Linked DNA regions of Homo sapiens: region 1 is linked to region 2. A link is an interaction called in ENCODE POLR2A ChIA-PET data of the cell type or tissue named here. Cell type or tissue: MCF 10A. All regions are shown on one strand.

The links. ChIA-PET counts read pairs that join two places held together with the same protein. Peaks named below come from ENCODE experiments on the same cell type or tissue, not always from the same donor. Only the 100,000 strongest peaks of a DNase experiment are listed, where the experiment ranks them.
Region 1: POLR2A ChIA-PET joins it to region 2 with 5 read pairs; 1 of 35 experiments calls an interaction of 5 or more read pairs at or near these places.

Annotation. Positions count from the first base shown.
Region 1 is chr10:114,723,381-114,731,380 of GRCh38, forward strand. It overlaps a transcript of ABLIM1 not described here. Among named protein-coding and RNA genes, the nearest start is that of ABLIM1, 69 kb to the left of the region's middle. In MCF 10A, no CTCF peak of the experiment used is centred here; DNase peaks (open chromatin) are centred at 1,121 and 3,761.
Region 2 is chr10:114,572,537-114,580,536 of GRCh38, forward strand. It overlaps ABLIM1 (actin binding LIM protein 1), which reads right to left. Exons shown (of 23, transcript NM_002313.7): 3 at 2,880-3,063. Among named protein-coding and RNA genes, the nearest start is that of ABLIM1, 82 kb to the right of the region's middle. In MCF 10A, no CTCF peak of the experiment used is centred here; DNase peaks (open chromatin) are centred at 3,435, 3,715 and 4,775.

The DNA.
Region 1 (8,000 bases), 150 kb after region 2:
GAAATGGAATAAAGGGGCAGGGAGATTTTAATGGCTGAAAAGGGAATAAATAAAAGCATGGGCTACTACCTTGGAGGACAAATTTAGGTGGGATTATACTGGAGGCACTGAGCCAGGCCAGCATAAAAGGGCTGAGGGGAAAGGGCAGAATGCACCTTGAACTTGACAAAACCTTGCAAAATGTCACCAACCTATTATTGGCTGACTCTTGCCCATCCTCCTCCTCTCCACCACCTAACATGCAGGCAGCTTTCACTGCTTTTGCAGCCCGCCTGACATGCCTACATAAATTGAGTAGAAATAATTTGTGTTTCAGTGGAAAAGTATGCTTTGTCTACACAGCACACACTTGAGGGTTATCTGATTCTAGCCCTGTTCATTGTCTGTGAGCTCTTTTGTACCTCTTTATATTGTAGGTAACTAACTGATAAATATGCAATCTTTGTCTTGCCTGGTAGAGATTCAATTATCTTTCCTCCTACCCTGTGGAAAAATCAGTTTGCCTCCATTTACATATTCATTTCAATATTGTGATCTAGAAATGTATGTTTTTCAATTCTCTTCTGAACTGGTTATAACATCTGCGTGGTTCCTTCATTGGTGGAGTAAAATAAAATCTTTGACCTATATTCATTTTGATATCTGCAGGAGAGTCATGATTTTATTTATTTATGAAAACCCTTTTAACAATTGTGATTGCCTCTACTCCAAAATTTTGGTTGCTTTATTAAAAAGAAGCTTCCTCATTTTGTATCTGGAAAGTGATTGATGATATTTACATTGCACATTCATTATTATTGTGCAACAGAAAAAGCCTGTAACAAGAGACTCACAGGGGTCCTCAGTTCTGCCACTTACTAGGTGTTGGTCCTTGAGTAAGTTGCTTAATTTTGGGGGGCCTCAGTTTCTCCATCTGTGAAATGTGGCCACTGCGAGGATCAAGAGAGAATATAGATGAAAGTATGAGCAAGACTACAAAGGCTCTCAAATGAGAGCTATCCTCACTGTCATTACCACCTTTATGGAAGTAAGGAATTCCTGAAATTAGGTAAACTCGGCCTCTCCTGTTTCTGCCTCAGGCCATGAAACAGGCAAAGTTGTCTTTGGCAATGGACATTCCCTTGCACAAGGCCTGCCCTGAGAGTCACCCTGTCTTGCCCAACCTGCTCTCTCCCTCATCCCATCTCCTTCCCATCATTCCCTAGAGGCTCTACTGAAAGGTATTTATTTTGTAATTAATTCTTTCAAGGCCTTCCAAGGTGAAGATGGTCCCACCCTAATAAAGGCCAGGAGAGCTCTGAGAAGTCCTGCCTTCCTCTCACGAGAACAGCAGGCACCTTTCACAAAGACTTTCCAAGGGCCAGGCCCTCACCTGGACTGTCCGGCCCTAAGGAGAGACTCAAAGAAGGCTATGAGGCCAGGGGACAGCTTATGTAGTTTCCCCACCCAGGGGAAACAGGTGAGTTGGCTGCAGGGTGCTCCTTGACCACACCAGGCAGAGCCACCAGATGCCCAATGTCTGCCTTGCTTCAGGCAGTAAATAGGCCTGCTTATTCTCTTACAGCCACGTGCAGTACATTCAATTAAAAGAATTAATTTAAACAAGTAAAATGATGTTTCTCTTTTCTCTTTTCTCCCTCCATCCCCAGCCACACAAAATAATTTAATACCATGTTTACAAAGGGAAAGGAAATCTTCCTCAACAAGCATCGGGCCCTCACTCCAAAACTAGCATTTAAGAGTGTATTTTTAAAACCTCCAATTTTAAAATTGATCAATATCCCTCCGAATTTAAAGAGCCCATAATTTGTGAACTAACAAATTCCACAACTAGCAATTTACCTGGTGGATATACCAGCAAAAACAGGCCAAAGATGTATGTACAAGGATGTTTCCTACAGCACAATTTGTAAACACCAAAACCAAACAAGCAACAGAGACAAAGACAAAATCCTAGAAACACTGAAATATCCATTAGCAGGAAATGTGGAGCTGGGTTTTATAAAATGTAGACCATCTATACAATAAATTCATATTTATGAACAAGGAGCCAGCATACCTGTATGTGCCAATGTGACAAAACCCCAAGGGAGATTATCAAATTTAAAAAACAAAGCACAAAATGGTGCGTAGAGTATGGTCGCTTTTGGGAAATGAAGTGTATTTCTTCTGGAAGAACACAAGAACATGAAGAAACTGTTTTTGAGGAGATGCACTGGGAGTTAGGAAAGGAGGAAGTCTCTGCAAGAACCATTCAGATGGGAGCTATGTAGGTATCAGGTTGGTGCAAAACTAATTGCGGTTTCTACCGTTCACTATATATAATATATATATTTACATATGATATATATAAAATGTGTGTGTGTGTGTGTGTGTGTGTGTGTGTGTGTGTACTTGCTCTGTCATCCAGGCAGGGCTCAGTGGTGCAATCACAGCTCACCGTAGCCTCAACCTCTCAGACTCAAGCGATTCTCCTACCTCAGCCTCTCAGAGCAGCTGGAACTACAGGTGCACACCACCATGCACAGCTAATTGTTTTCTGTTTTTTGTAGAGATGGGGTCTCGCTATTTGGCCTGGGCTGGTCTTGAACCCCTGGGCTCAAGTGATCTTCCCGCTTTTGCCTTTGAAAGTGGTGGGATTACAGGCATGAGCCACCATGCCTGGCCTTGTGTGACTTGAGTTCAAAATAATTTTTAAAAGCGTTTCCATATTTTTAAGAAACTAATAATTATTTTTAATACCTCCAAAAGATATGAGTGTGTGACTTGTAAAAAGTTTTAGGGAATAGGTTTAGAAATTTGTTGTTGTTGTTACAAAATGAACCTGAGTAAGTAGAAAGTAATTTTCACCAAAATGTTCAATTTTGCCAGTAGGCAAAAAGGTTTTGTGAGTTTGTTAGGCTATTCTTGCATTGCTACAAAGAAACATTCGAGACTGGGTAATTGATAAAGAAAAAATATTAGTTGGCCCACGGTTCTACAGGCTATACAGGAAGCATAGCGGCATCTGCTTCTGGGGACACTTCAGGAAGCTTCCAATCATGGTATAAGGCAAAGGGGGAAGGAACAGGCACATCACATGGCAAAAGCAGGAGAAAGGGAGACTGGGGGGAGATTTTAAACAACCAGAGATCACAATAGTTCACTCACCACTATCACAAGAACAGCACCCAGTGGATCACCTGAGGTCAGGAGTCCCAGACCAGCCTGACCAACATGGTGAAACCCCGTCTCCACTAAAAATACAAAAAATTAGCTGAGCGTGGTGGCGGGCAACTGTAATTCCAGCTATTCGGGAGGCTGAGGCAGGAGAATCCCTTGAACTGGGAGACAGAGGTTGCAGGGAGTGGAGATAGCACCACTGCACTCCAGCCTGGTCAGTAGAGTGAGACTCCGTCTCAAAAAAACACACAAAAAAAGAACAGCACCCAGGGGATGGCGCTAAAGCATTCATGAGAAATCCGCCCCCATGATCCAGTCACCTCCCACCAGGCCCCACCTCCAACAATGGGGGCTACATTTCAACCTGACATTTGGGTAGGGACATACATTTAAACCATATCAGTGAGTTAGAGCAATTCAACTTGGTCTACCTTGCAGAAACAATGTTCAGTGTGAACCCATGCAAAGAATAGCAATAAAGCAAGCCAAAGAATTCTACAGAATCTCAAAATGTCGTCATCAAAACCTTTACCTTCCTTTGGAAATTGACATGCACCAAAGTATAAACAAATCAACAGGCTCATTTAATCTCCCTGCCACCTTTTCTGAAGTGAGTCTGCTGGCATACCAAGATAAATGTATGGTGTCACCTGCCAAAACAAACAAATGCTTAAAAAGCCTTCACCCAGAAAGAATAGTTTCACCTTAGGAACTATTCTTAATAGTTAACAAGATAAAATTTCAAGTGACAATTCAAAACTTTCTGTTTGTGTCTTGATACAATATCAAAAGAGTATAATGCGATATCTAGGAAGATGTGAAACAAATGCAAAAAAGTATTTCTCAGTCATCCAAGAATTGAGAATTTTCCCAATGTTAAAGTGGTCTCTTATCAATGGATTGCCCATGTCATAGAAAAAAGGCTGGATAACCACTTTACAATATACAAACAAATAAATTCCAAATGCATTAAAAATCATAATAGGAAAAGTCAAACTGAAACTTTTAGAAGAGAATACAGAATAGCTTTAATGAATTCATAGCAAGAAAGAATTTCTTAAACGGGTCAAAAAACTCAAATCATAAAGAAAATATTTAATAAAATTGGCTATATTAAAATTTAAAATTTCTGGCTGGATGTGATGGCCCACGCCTGTAATCCAGCACTTTGGGAGGCCAAGGTGGGCAGATCACTTGAGCCCAGGGGTTTGAGACCAGCCTGGGCAACATGGAGAAGCCCCATCTCTACAAAAAATACAAAAGTTAGCCAGGCATGGTGGCTCATGCCTGTATTCCTAGCTACCCGGGAAGTCAAGGCTACAGTGAGCCATGATCATGCCACATTGCACTCCAGCCTGGGCAACAGAGCAAGACCTTTTCTCAAAAATAAATAAATAAAATTTCTGTTCAAAAACAGCCACCATAAAAACAAACTGGGAGATGTGTAAAATATACAACAAAGAATGAACATCCAGAATTTACAAACAACACCTACAAGTCAATTTTAAAAAGACAGAGTAATCTATTGGAAAATGGATAAAGATACTAATAGTCGGTTCACAACTGAGGAAAAGCAAATGACTGTAATCATATGAAAATGTGTTATTCAGACTCATTAGTAATCAGGAAAAGGAAAATTAAAACTAAAGTAAGATTTTGCATACTCAAACTTGACAATGGCAAGTGTTGACAAATTTGTGGAGAAACGGGAACGCTTTTATACTGCTGGTAATATAAACCCACACAGGCACTCTGAAGAGGAAAATTTTAATATCTAATAAAGCAAAGGTGCACAAATCCGAAACCCCAATAGTTCCTCTCTGTTTATGCACGCTGCATCAGGAAGACACATGTAAGCATGTTCATTGCATCATTATTGTAATGGCAAGACATTGAAGGGAGGGAGTATCTAAATATCCATCAACATTAAGAATGGGTAAATAATGACATAGTCATAAAATACGATAAGGCAGTAAAAAAAAAAAAAAAAAGAGTGAGCTATAGCAACATGTACCAACATGAATTAATCTGAAAGACAAAATGGAGAGCCAAAAAAAAAAAAAATAGAAAAAACAAAAAGCAAGCTGTGGATGCTTTTATATTAAGGGTAAAAATGTGCAAAGCTGTGATGTGTATTGTTCGTCTACATATATATGTGAGAATACTCTAAAAGCATGATAGTGAGAACACCAAATTCAATTACCTCTGGGCAGAGGAGATTTAAGTGATCTGGGAGGGGCCTGTAGGAGAATTCAGCTGTATTTGTAACATTTTATTTCTTAAAACAATCTGAAGTATGGCAAAACTGTAACATTCTATATAGCAGGGTGCATATCATGCTTTTTCTGTTCTTTTCTGTATGTTCCAAACACTTTTTATTTTAAAGTGCTCATGAAGTAATGTTTTCCAATATGCAGTTAAGGAGTCCATCCATGCATTCATTCATTCATTCAAATATACTGAGCATAAGCAGGCACCTTTCTAGGTACTGCAACAGTAACATTTACTCTGCGTAGCCAAGTTACAGGCCTGTGCTAAGCATCTTACATGCTTTAGCTCTTTTAATCCTAATTTCATCCTCATGCTCTCATGAGGAAAGTGAGGCCTAGGGAAAGTACTTGACCAAGGTCTCACAGTGAGCAAGTAGCAGAACTAAGATATGACCCAGAAGGACTCCAAAGCCAATGTTCTCCACCATGACGCTCCACATCCAGAGGCTTAAATGCATGGATACACCCTGAGCTCCAAAACATGCTGGCCCTTCCACTCAGCCTGGCAGCACCACCCTGTTCTCACGCTGACCACACCATCAAACTCTAAGGCTCCAGGGAAATGAGGACTCTATTTTAAAAAGATTAAGGGCTTCTGGTCTCTCATGACCAGAGCTAATTATCTCTAGTATAAAAATACCCCAAGGGCCAAATCTGGAAGTAATTTGCACAGTCCAATTCCCAAATTGAAACAGAAGCTACTGAATGAGTGTTTAAGTTCTTTGATTGTGAATGACCATGACTGCCCTAAGGACACAGGACATAGGAAACTGTGTGGCTTGGGTAAGGAATGGAATCTGGACACAAATCCAAGGTGTTTCTGAAACCCACGACTGAGAAAATGAGACCATACAACCATATTTTGAGAAATAGGGAAAAGGCAATATTCTGATGGTACTGAAGTTTGCTAGGCAAAACTCCTTTCTAATGGTTTTGCCTGTGGTCTACTGCTCTGCTAATAAAAAGCCATGTTATTCAGCTTGGCCAGTACAATTACTGGGTAAAAAATAAGCCAATGAAAAAACAACAGTTTTCTCACTCTTTAAGCCACTTCACTAGAATACAAACGTTTTGAGAACAGGGGCATTATTATGTCAGTTAACTTTCATTTCATTCAAATAAGTCAACCTAATTCAGTGGCTTTCTATTCTTCATCCAAAAACTCCTTTACTTTTCATACAAACGGTTGTATTTCTTTTCTGAAATAATGTGAACACAAAGAATTTATTCCGTAAAAGGAAAATGTAGAATATAAGTAGCTGGAATGCTGTTTCCTATAATGAAGTACAGAATTCTACTTAGGAGCTGGGTGTGGTGGCTCACGCCTGTGATCCCTGCACTTTGGGAGGCCAAAGCAGGTGGATCCCTTGAGGTCAGGAGTTCCAGACCAGCCTGGGAAACATGGTGAAACCCCATCTCTACTAAAAATACAAAAATTAGCCAGGTGTGGCGATGCACGCCTATAATCCCAGCTACTCAGGAGGCTGAGGCAGAAGAATCGCTTGAACCTAAGAAGCAGAGGTTGCAGTGAGCCGAGATCGTGCCACTGCACTCCAGTCTGGTCAACAGTGTGAAACTCCATCTCAAAAAAAAAAAAAAAAAAAAAAGAATTCCACGTAGAGAAGGGCTGAGTAAGCACTATGATCAGTCACCAAGAGAAATCTGGAGCCACTGGACTTAATGAAACTATTGATGGATTATGTAACTGATCCCTAAATTACACAAATTAGAGCTAAGTTCATAGCCAACCAATGGCAAGTATATGGATCTTTAAAGAATAATACTGGTTTTATTCATAAATCAATTAAATATCTATATGATTTTTTCAACTTTCTCATCGACTTTGTTTTTGAGATACAACGTACATATCAACTCACCCTTTTAAAGTGTACAATTTAGTGGTTTTTGGTATATTCAAGCAGTTGTGCAACCATCACTACTACCTAATTCTGTAATATTTCATCACACCAAAATAAAACCTTGTGTCCATTTGCAGTCACTCCTCATTCCCCCTCCTCCAGGCCATGGCAACCACTAGTCTACTTTTTGTCCCTAGACATTTACCTATTCTGGATATTTCATGTAAATAGAATCACACAATATCTGATCTTTGGTGCTGGTCTCTTTCACTTAGTGTGTTTTCAAGGTCCATCCATATTATAGCATGCATGAGCTCTACTTAATTCCTTTTCACTGTTGAATAATATACCATTGTACGGATACACCACATTTTGTTTATCTATTCACCAGTTGATGTATATTTGAGTTGTTTGCAATTTTGGCTATTATGAATAATGGGCTGTACACATTTGTGTACAAGTTTTTGCATAGATTGTTTGTTTGTTTGAGCTGGAGTCTCACTCTGTCGCCCAGGCTGGAGTGCAGTGGCATGATCTTGGCTCACTGCAACCTCCGCCTCCCGGGTTCAAGCAATTCTCCTGGCTCAGCCTTGCGAGTAGCTGAGATTACAGGTGCCTGCCACCACACCCAGATAATTTTTTTTATTTTTAGTAGAAACAGGGTTTCACCATGTTGCCCAGGCTAGTCTTGAACTCCTGACCTCAGGTG
Region 2 (8,000 bases):
ACTTGTGATGCTGTGTCACTTTCGGCAGTACAGTGAAGGCTCAGAGAGGTGAAGTGACATGCCTGGACTGACCAGCTAGGGAGATCAAGCCATAGGCAGGTGCAGATGGCATCCACCAACTTAGAACTTGTTTTATTTTTAAGAATCAAAAATCACCCTCTGCTGGATGCCAGTAGCCCTACTGCTTCACACTCATTAGCTAAACCTGAACAAGTCTTAAATCTGTTCTGTAAGGAGGGAGTCAGGAAGTTAAGGATCCATTCAACACAACACGCACAGGTTCTTTTGCCTCCGACCAGGCCAGGAGTGGACCCAGACACAGCGTTTAAAGAGGCACTCGTGCTCCGTGGCTGACCCTGCACTTGCAGGACCCTGAGAATAAGTGCCCTTTACCTGTTGCATGCCCAGAGGCACCTCGCTTACCCCACCCAAGCCCAAGCCTTCCTTCCCATCCAAGCTTATTATTTTAGACCCAAGTCCCACACGAATCCTCTATGGGACAAGCCAGAATCCAGTTCTCAACTTGGGCTGGGCCTTCTGAAGGGTGGGTTTTGTTGTTTTGTAAATGGCCCTTTTCAGTAATTTCCTCCCTCCCTATATCCTCTGCCCATACTGGATAACTTCCTTCTTTTATTTGCATGAATGTTTATAATAGAAAGAGACCTGGATTTAGAGTTAGAAAACCTGAGTTCTAACGTTAACTTGGGAATGTCCCTTAAACCGTGAGCCTCAAAGTCACTCATAAATAGAGATATTAACTCCTGGTTCCCTTCAAAGAATTGCTAAGAGGGTGAAATTAACTTCTGTATGAATATAACTTCTCAACTAAAAAGGAGGCCCCAATTCAGACAGAATTATCGTCATTCGGCAGCAGTAGAGGCAGTAGCAGTAAGTGCTCCTTTGCTGGCTCAAATGTCCAGGGACAGGGCCATAGTTAATAAATCGTTTTTTATCATTATACCAACTTCAAAGCAATGACCTCTCAGGGTCAGGATCAGAAGGGCTCTTAGAGTTTACTGGGAACACGGCCTTCCAACCTGGCTGACTGACAACATACATGAGAACCCTCCAGAAACTACTAAATTAGCATGCAGGTTTTGGGGGAAAATAGGCTAGAAATTGATCTTTGTGGAGAGACTCCCATCTCTAGTCCACTCCCACCCATCCAGGAGATTCCAGTGATGAGCGAGGCTTGAAAAATGACTCGCATCTAGTTCACAGCTTCTCATTCTAAGGTGGAGGCAATTGTCTGGAAAAAGCTAAATCACATAGGTCTCAATTCAACCTGGGAAGTAAGACTGGGACTTGGGGCTCCATGCCAGCCCAGGACTCTTAACCAGGCTGTGTGCCACAGCCTGAAAAGGGAAAAATCAGGGCAGAACTTTGCTTTTGATTAAATACAGAAAAATATTCAGTTCATTCATCCAGAATTATTAAATTATGATTTAAAAAAATGAAATAGAGAAATGAGCTAATACATAGCTATAAAGTTATTTAAATAATTTTATTATGAATATTTTGTGTCTTATTATGATTTATCAGTATTATCTTGTTAATTAATTACACAATATTGAATCTTCCCTTCTAGAGCTTACATCTCTCTGGCTTAGAAACATACAATGCTGAAAAACAGACAACACGTCTCCTCTGAATTGGGGTTTTTAGAAAGGCATAGCAAATAGATCTCCACTTGAAAAGGCACTGGATTGCAAAATTGCCAAATTAGAATTGATCAATAAAGCAGCTGACCCTTGGTGGTGAGTCTCCTAGTTACAGGAATCAAACCTATCTTAAGTTTTATAACATGCAGACCTCAAAACACAAAAACCACAAAAAGCCCCACATTTTCCCACTCACACTTCACATAGTTTTCTTGTTCTCTGACTGATCATTTTATTATTTATTTTATTTTATTTTTTTTGAGATGGAGTCTTGCTGTGTCACCCAGATTGGAGTGCAGTGGCACGATCTCGGCTCACTGCAACCTCCGCCTCCCGGGTTCAAGCCATTCTCCTGCCTCAGCCTCCCAAGCAGCTGAGATTACAGGCACCTGCCACCTCGCCTGGCTAATTTTTTTGTATTTTTAGTAGAGACAGGGTTTCACCATGTTGGCCAGGCTGGTCTCAAACTCTTGAGCTCAGGTGATGTACCTGCCTCGGCCTCCCAAAGTGCTGGGATTATAAGGGTGAGCCACCACGCCCAGCCTGACTGATCATTTTAATCAAGCTGGTTTGCACAGTTAAGATACAACCTTGGTAGATGACAGATACATAGAGAACAGGGTTGGCAAATATTTCCCCCCAAAGATGAGATTGTAAATTTTTTAAGACTTTGCGGACCATATGGTCTCTGTCGCAATGACTCAACTCTGTTGTTGCAGCGTGGAAGCAGCTATAGGCCACACACAAGTGGGAGTGGCTGTGTTCCAATAGAACTTTATCCACAAAAACAGGTATCAGGCCTAATTCAGCCCATGGGACACAGTTTGCCACCGCCTATTATAGATGAAAGAGACCATTTTAAACACACACACATGCCTAGGAATTTATACTTCCAAATAAGCTTTATCCTTCTAAGCAGTTATGCCATTTCCCCCTGATGTTTTTATTGCTCCAAAATGTTTTGAGACCCAGAGCTGCTTTCAGAATTAGTTTCAATCTACTAAAAATCAGTCATATTACTTTGTAGAGGACATCACACATACAGTTTCCAACTAATCTACTTTTTTTACTAGGACTGATAGTACAGTAAGAAAGAAATCTAAGGATAAGAGTATGTGCTACTCAAGACAAAAGGTGTATAATCCAACCTTTAACAGCCCAAACCAGCATTTCTCTGTTGGAGGAAGGTGTAGGCTTTGGAAAGATAGGCTCACTTACTTGCAGATAGTACAAGCAAAGCAATTGGGATGGTAGGTCTTGCCCAGAGCAGTCACCACTTCGCCCTCCACGAACTCCCCACAGCCATGGCAGCGTGTCCCGTACATCCGCTGGTAGTCCAGGGTGCAGAGATACTCTCCGTTCTTTATGAAGAAGCCCCCTTGTGCCAGGTCACAGCCACACACTGTAGAGAGACAAGTTCACATCTGGTCATTATCTGCCACACTGCCGGGCAGCACTGCCTTTGAGTGAATACTGACTGGTTGCTCACCCTGTGATCTCAATGGTTTGGGGCTAGGGAGGGGATGGCTACAAAGAGCTATTTATTATTGGGCTCTGACCCTCCCTTTGGGAGCTATGCAATATCTCATACAAGTAAAATCCACTGGCTAGGTCTCAACAGCTTTTGTGATATGTCTAAAATTCTGAGATAATCAAACAGTCTTTGATAGAAAGATACCCTTCATTCAGGCTGTCTCAAATATGAGCAAAGGTGTCCCTGGCAGTGTGCTATTTAGGAAAGGTGCCCACTGCCTGCCCACACAACCACATGGTTTGGGCCAAGATTGTTAGGAGTTGAGTAATAAATTTCCATTATACCAAAGGCAGTAGCTGAAATTTCCGATAGCTGTATTTTTTCACACTCTGGAACTACTTTCCACTGCTACGAAAAATTCAGATGTTTCATTTTTTCTTTGTGCAGTAAATAGAATAAGCCAATTATTTATATATTATAGAGAGATAAAAAACAAACAGGCAAAAGAGGAAAGACCTGTTATTTGGATGCTTTATTGTGTCTGGATTTTGGCATCTCCTTCCGACTGTGCAGCTGTGGATTAGGGAGATGGTGCAAACAGGCAGTGGGAGCTTGGGCCTGGTCTACGTGTTCAGACAAGACCAGAGTAGGTCACAACAATTTGTCTGCAAATAAAGCCTAAAGCAGTCCCTGACAGTAAAGATCTCTCTCTGCCAAATGGCTGAGAAGCAACAGCCAAAGCTGGAAATCTCTGACCCTAACCTTGCTATCCCCAAGGTCAACTGATTCCAATTTATAATTCCTTAGGCAAAGAATCCAGGATTCTTCTTGATTATTTGGTATTCAGTTGGGGTGGGGACAAGGTGAGTTCAATCAGTAAATTGCTTTCCTAAGGACCTGCTCGAATGCTCCCAGGGTTCATCTGCTGAGTTCCCATGACTCCTTAATTCATCTAGATGAACTAGGGCTTCAGTAAGGTTCTGATGAAAGTCACGACTCCCCCACCTTCAGTCAGGACTCTTCACTAACTACAAGCTACGGAAGACGTTCAAGGTGATCCAAAACCCACAAACAAACTTTCCATTGTGGATTCATCAGTCTTTGTTTAGATCAACACTCCACAGCCATGACCTTCTTCTTTGCAATTTACAATTAAGTAACCCAAGATTATGGCCTGAGTCCATCATGCCTGAAACTGACCACCCTATAAATACTCCTGTGATCATATTATCTGGAAAACAGCTCATTCACCACCTGCTGCCTCCTCTCACCTGCCAACCTCTCCTCTGCCCCCACTGTTCTCCCACCTGCTTCTTCTTCCCCAGATGAGTCCTGTGGGTCAGGGGAACCCACGTGTGGATTGGCCTCATTCTGATTGCAAATTCCTTCAGCAACAATAGGCAGTCTGGGGGTAGCGGGTCACAGAACCTTAGAGTGTTTTCTTCAATATCTGTCTATGTGCAGATCTTATTTTTCTACAAGATGGCAAGGTATTTGAGGGGTGAGAGTCTTCTTTTGATTCTTCTTCAGGAACCTAATTGTATCTAATATAAAACAGGAAACACAATGTTTGAAATAAACTGAATCCTGCCTGAAACTTGGCAGGTTCCCACTGATTTCACTCCTCAGTGACATCAAGTTCTGATGACTCAGTTATTTTTCCAAACTTAGGATTTCTCAAAGCCCTGAGAAGTGACACAACAATGCATCCAGACTACTGGTAATTCCCTAAATTCTCTCCTCCAGTCAGCTATGGCTTAAAAATGCAGAGTCGTTATACAAAGATGTGGTGTCAAAAGGGTAATCTGGTGGCAATACACAAAAAATAGATTGAGATAGTTTCAAAGCTAATTCTAAATGTTTTAGAAATTATTTGTATTTACTGCTTTCTTAGGGCACCTGTCTGCAGCCTTTTCCAGATCACATGGTTTTGTGAAATTGACATATAGTATCCTTTATTAATAAAGTCCTAGTTTCTGTGAACATAACATAGCCTTAAAAAATGAATTCTTAACACTACTGAGAGATGCCAAGCTACATTCAAACTGTGCCTTATTATGATTTGATTTGGCTTTTTCCTTAAAGTAGTGCTCAAGGTGGCTTACAAACCATACCATTATTTCTGGTGGTTTATACAAGGAAACCAGTGTTTGATGTGACTCCCAGAGGCAGGTGTTCCTAAAGGCATATGCAACAAGCAGTGAGAAGGGGGGCCTATGATGCCAGTACCTAAAATATACTTAACATTATTACATTTCCTGAAAATGGACCAGCTGTCACATCATTTCAGACTCTTCCCTCTCTTGCCTCCCCAGGCTTTACTTTCCTGTTTCTCCTCCTCTGTCTACTCCTTCTCAGTCTCAGTGGCCAGGCCCCTAAATGCAGGTCACTCCTATGGGTGCCATCTCCTCCCTCTATGATGTAAGGCCTCCCTGGGAACAGATCTCATTCACTCTCACAACCTCAACTATAACTTTATGCGAGGGATGATCAAATTAATGATCTCTCTCTGTGATGTCTTCCCCAAGCTTTAGACCCTGATTTGTAGCTGTGTGCTGGGCACAGGCAGACCGCCATGCCTCTCTCAAACCCAGCATTTTCCAAACACACCCTTTCCTCACAGTTGCTCTGCCATCCCCCATAAAACCTTCTGCTGTTCTTTTTCTATTCCCTTTCTCATCAAAATGGTAGCTGTATCCATTCTCCAACTCTTACATCAACATCAACATTTTCTGTTGTTTTTTTTTTTTTTGAGATGGAGTTTCGCTCTTGCTGTCCAGGGTGGAGTGCAATGGCATGAATTCGGCTCACTACAACCTCCACCTCTCCAGTTCAAGCGATTCTCCTGCCTCAGCCTCCCAAGTAGCTGGGATTACAGGCATGTGCCACCACACCCGGCTAATTTTGTATTTTTAGTAGAGATGGGGTTTCACCATGTTGGTGAGGCTGGTGTTGAACTCGTAACCTCAGGTGATCTGCCCAACTCGGCCTCCCAAAATGCTGGGATTACAGGTATCAGCCACCACGCCCAGCCAACATCAACATCTTCAACTGGACCCAAATCCAACCCATTTCCCCAATGAGGTGTTTCTTTTTCTTTCTTTCTTTCTTTTCTTTTTTTTTTTTTTTTTGAGATGGAGTTTCACTCTTTGTTGCCCAGGCTGGAGTGCAGTGGCATGATCTCAGCTCACTGCAACCTCTGCCTCCTGGGTTCAAGCGATTCTCCTGTCTCAGCCTCCCGAGTAGCTGGGATTACAGGTCCCTGCCACCACGCCTGGCTAATTTTTGTATTTTTAGTAGAGATGGGGTTTCACCACATTGGCCAGGCTGGTCTTGAACTCCTGACCACAGGTGATCTGCCCACCTCAGCCTCCCAAAGTACTGTTATTACAGACGTGAGACACTGCTCCTGGCCCAATGAGGTGTTTCTTTGATCCATTCCCTCCTCTGCCTTCTTGCTATCACTACTCAAAACCTGGCCTTCAGCATGGCTCTGCTGTAGTAAAACAATTTTTTTTAACAACATTTGTATTGGCAGGAAAAGAAAAACAACAGGAAACAATCTAAACTTTCATTAGTAGAAAAATAGTTGAATAAATTATGCTATGTCCAGTCTATGGAGCTGGTATTAAAAAGAATGAATTTAGCCCTCTGGATTGTGGATATTGACAGCCCTCTACGTTGCAGACATTGATCTGTCTGTGATATATTGTTCAGTGAAAAGAACAAATGTCACAGAGTAAACGATTTTAAAAATCCCATTTTTAGATAAGTCATGTTTTTATGAACTAGGTAAAGTGAGTTAACATAAACAGAACCATTAAATTGGTTCTCTCAGGAGGGTAAAGAATTATTAATTTTTTCTTCATATACCCACTTGTCAGTCCATTTTGTAATTTTATTTTTAATTGTGACAAAATGCATATAACAAAAAATTTACCATCTTAATCATTTTTAAGTGTACAGGTCAGTGGCATTAGATACATTCACATTGTTGTGCAACCATCACTGCTATCCATCCACAGAACTCTTTTCATCTTGCAAAACTGAAACTCTGCACCCATTAAAATCCCTATTCCCTCTTCCTCCAGCCCTGGGCAACCCCATTCTACTTTCTATCTCTATGAATTTAACTCCTCTAGGTTCCTCATATAAATAGAAGTTCACCTTTAATCACAGTAATGTTAAGAAAAATTATCCAAAACTTGTAAACAAGGTAAAGGGAAGAAGGCATGTTCTTTAAATGTCATACTGGGGCATTGTTTCACAGATCACATAAGGATTATTTCATTATCCGGGGAGACTAGATCGGTGTTGGACAAGCCCTTTCCTATTGATGAAAGGCCCAGACTTTAGAAGTTAATGTTAACTTTTTTATTCTTGTCCAGTAGAGATGCAGATGACTTCTGTCTGGTTTTATCATCGTGTTGAACCATGAATCAGTTTTACATCTAGCCCAGCCATCTTATTCTGACATTCCTTTTTGAATGCCTTTATAACCCACTCCTTTATTTTAATATTATATATTATATATTATATATATATATATTTTTTAGACAAGGTCTTGCTCTGTTGCCCAGCATGGAGTACAGTGGCATGATCATAACTCACTGCAGCCTTCAACTCCTGGGTGCAAGAAAACCTCCTGCCCTAGCCTCCCAAGTAGCTTAGGACTATAGGCATGTGCCACCAGGCCCAGCTAATTTTTAATTTTTTTGTATACACAGGCTGGTTTCTTGCTATATTACACAGGCTGGTCTTGAACTCTCGGCCTCAAGTGATCTTCCTGCCTTGGCCTCCCAAACTGTTGGGAATATAGGCATGAACCACGGCACCCAGCCAACCCAACTTTATTTCTCCTTGGA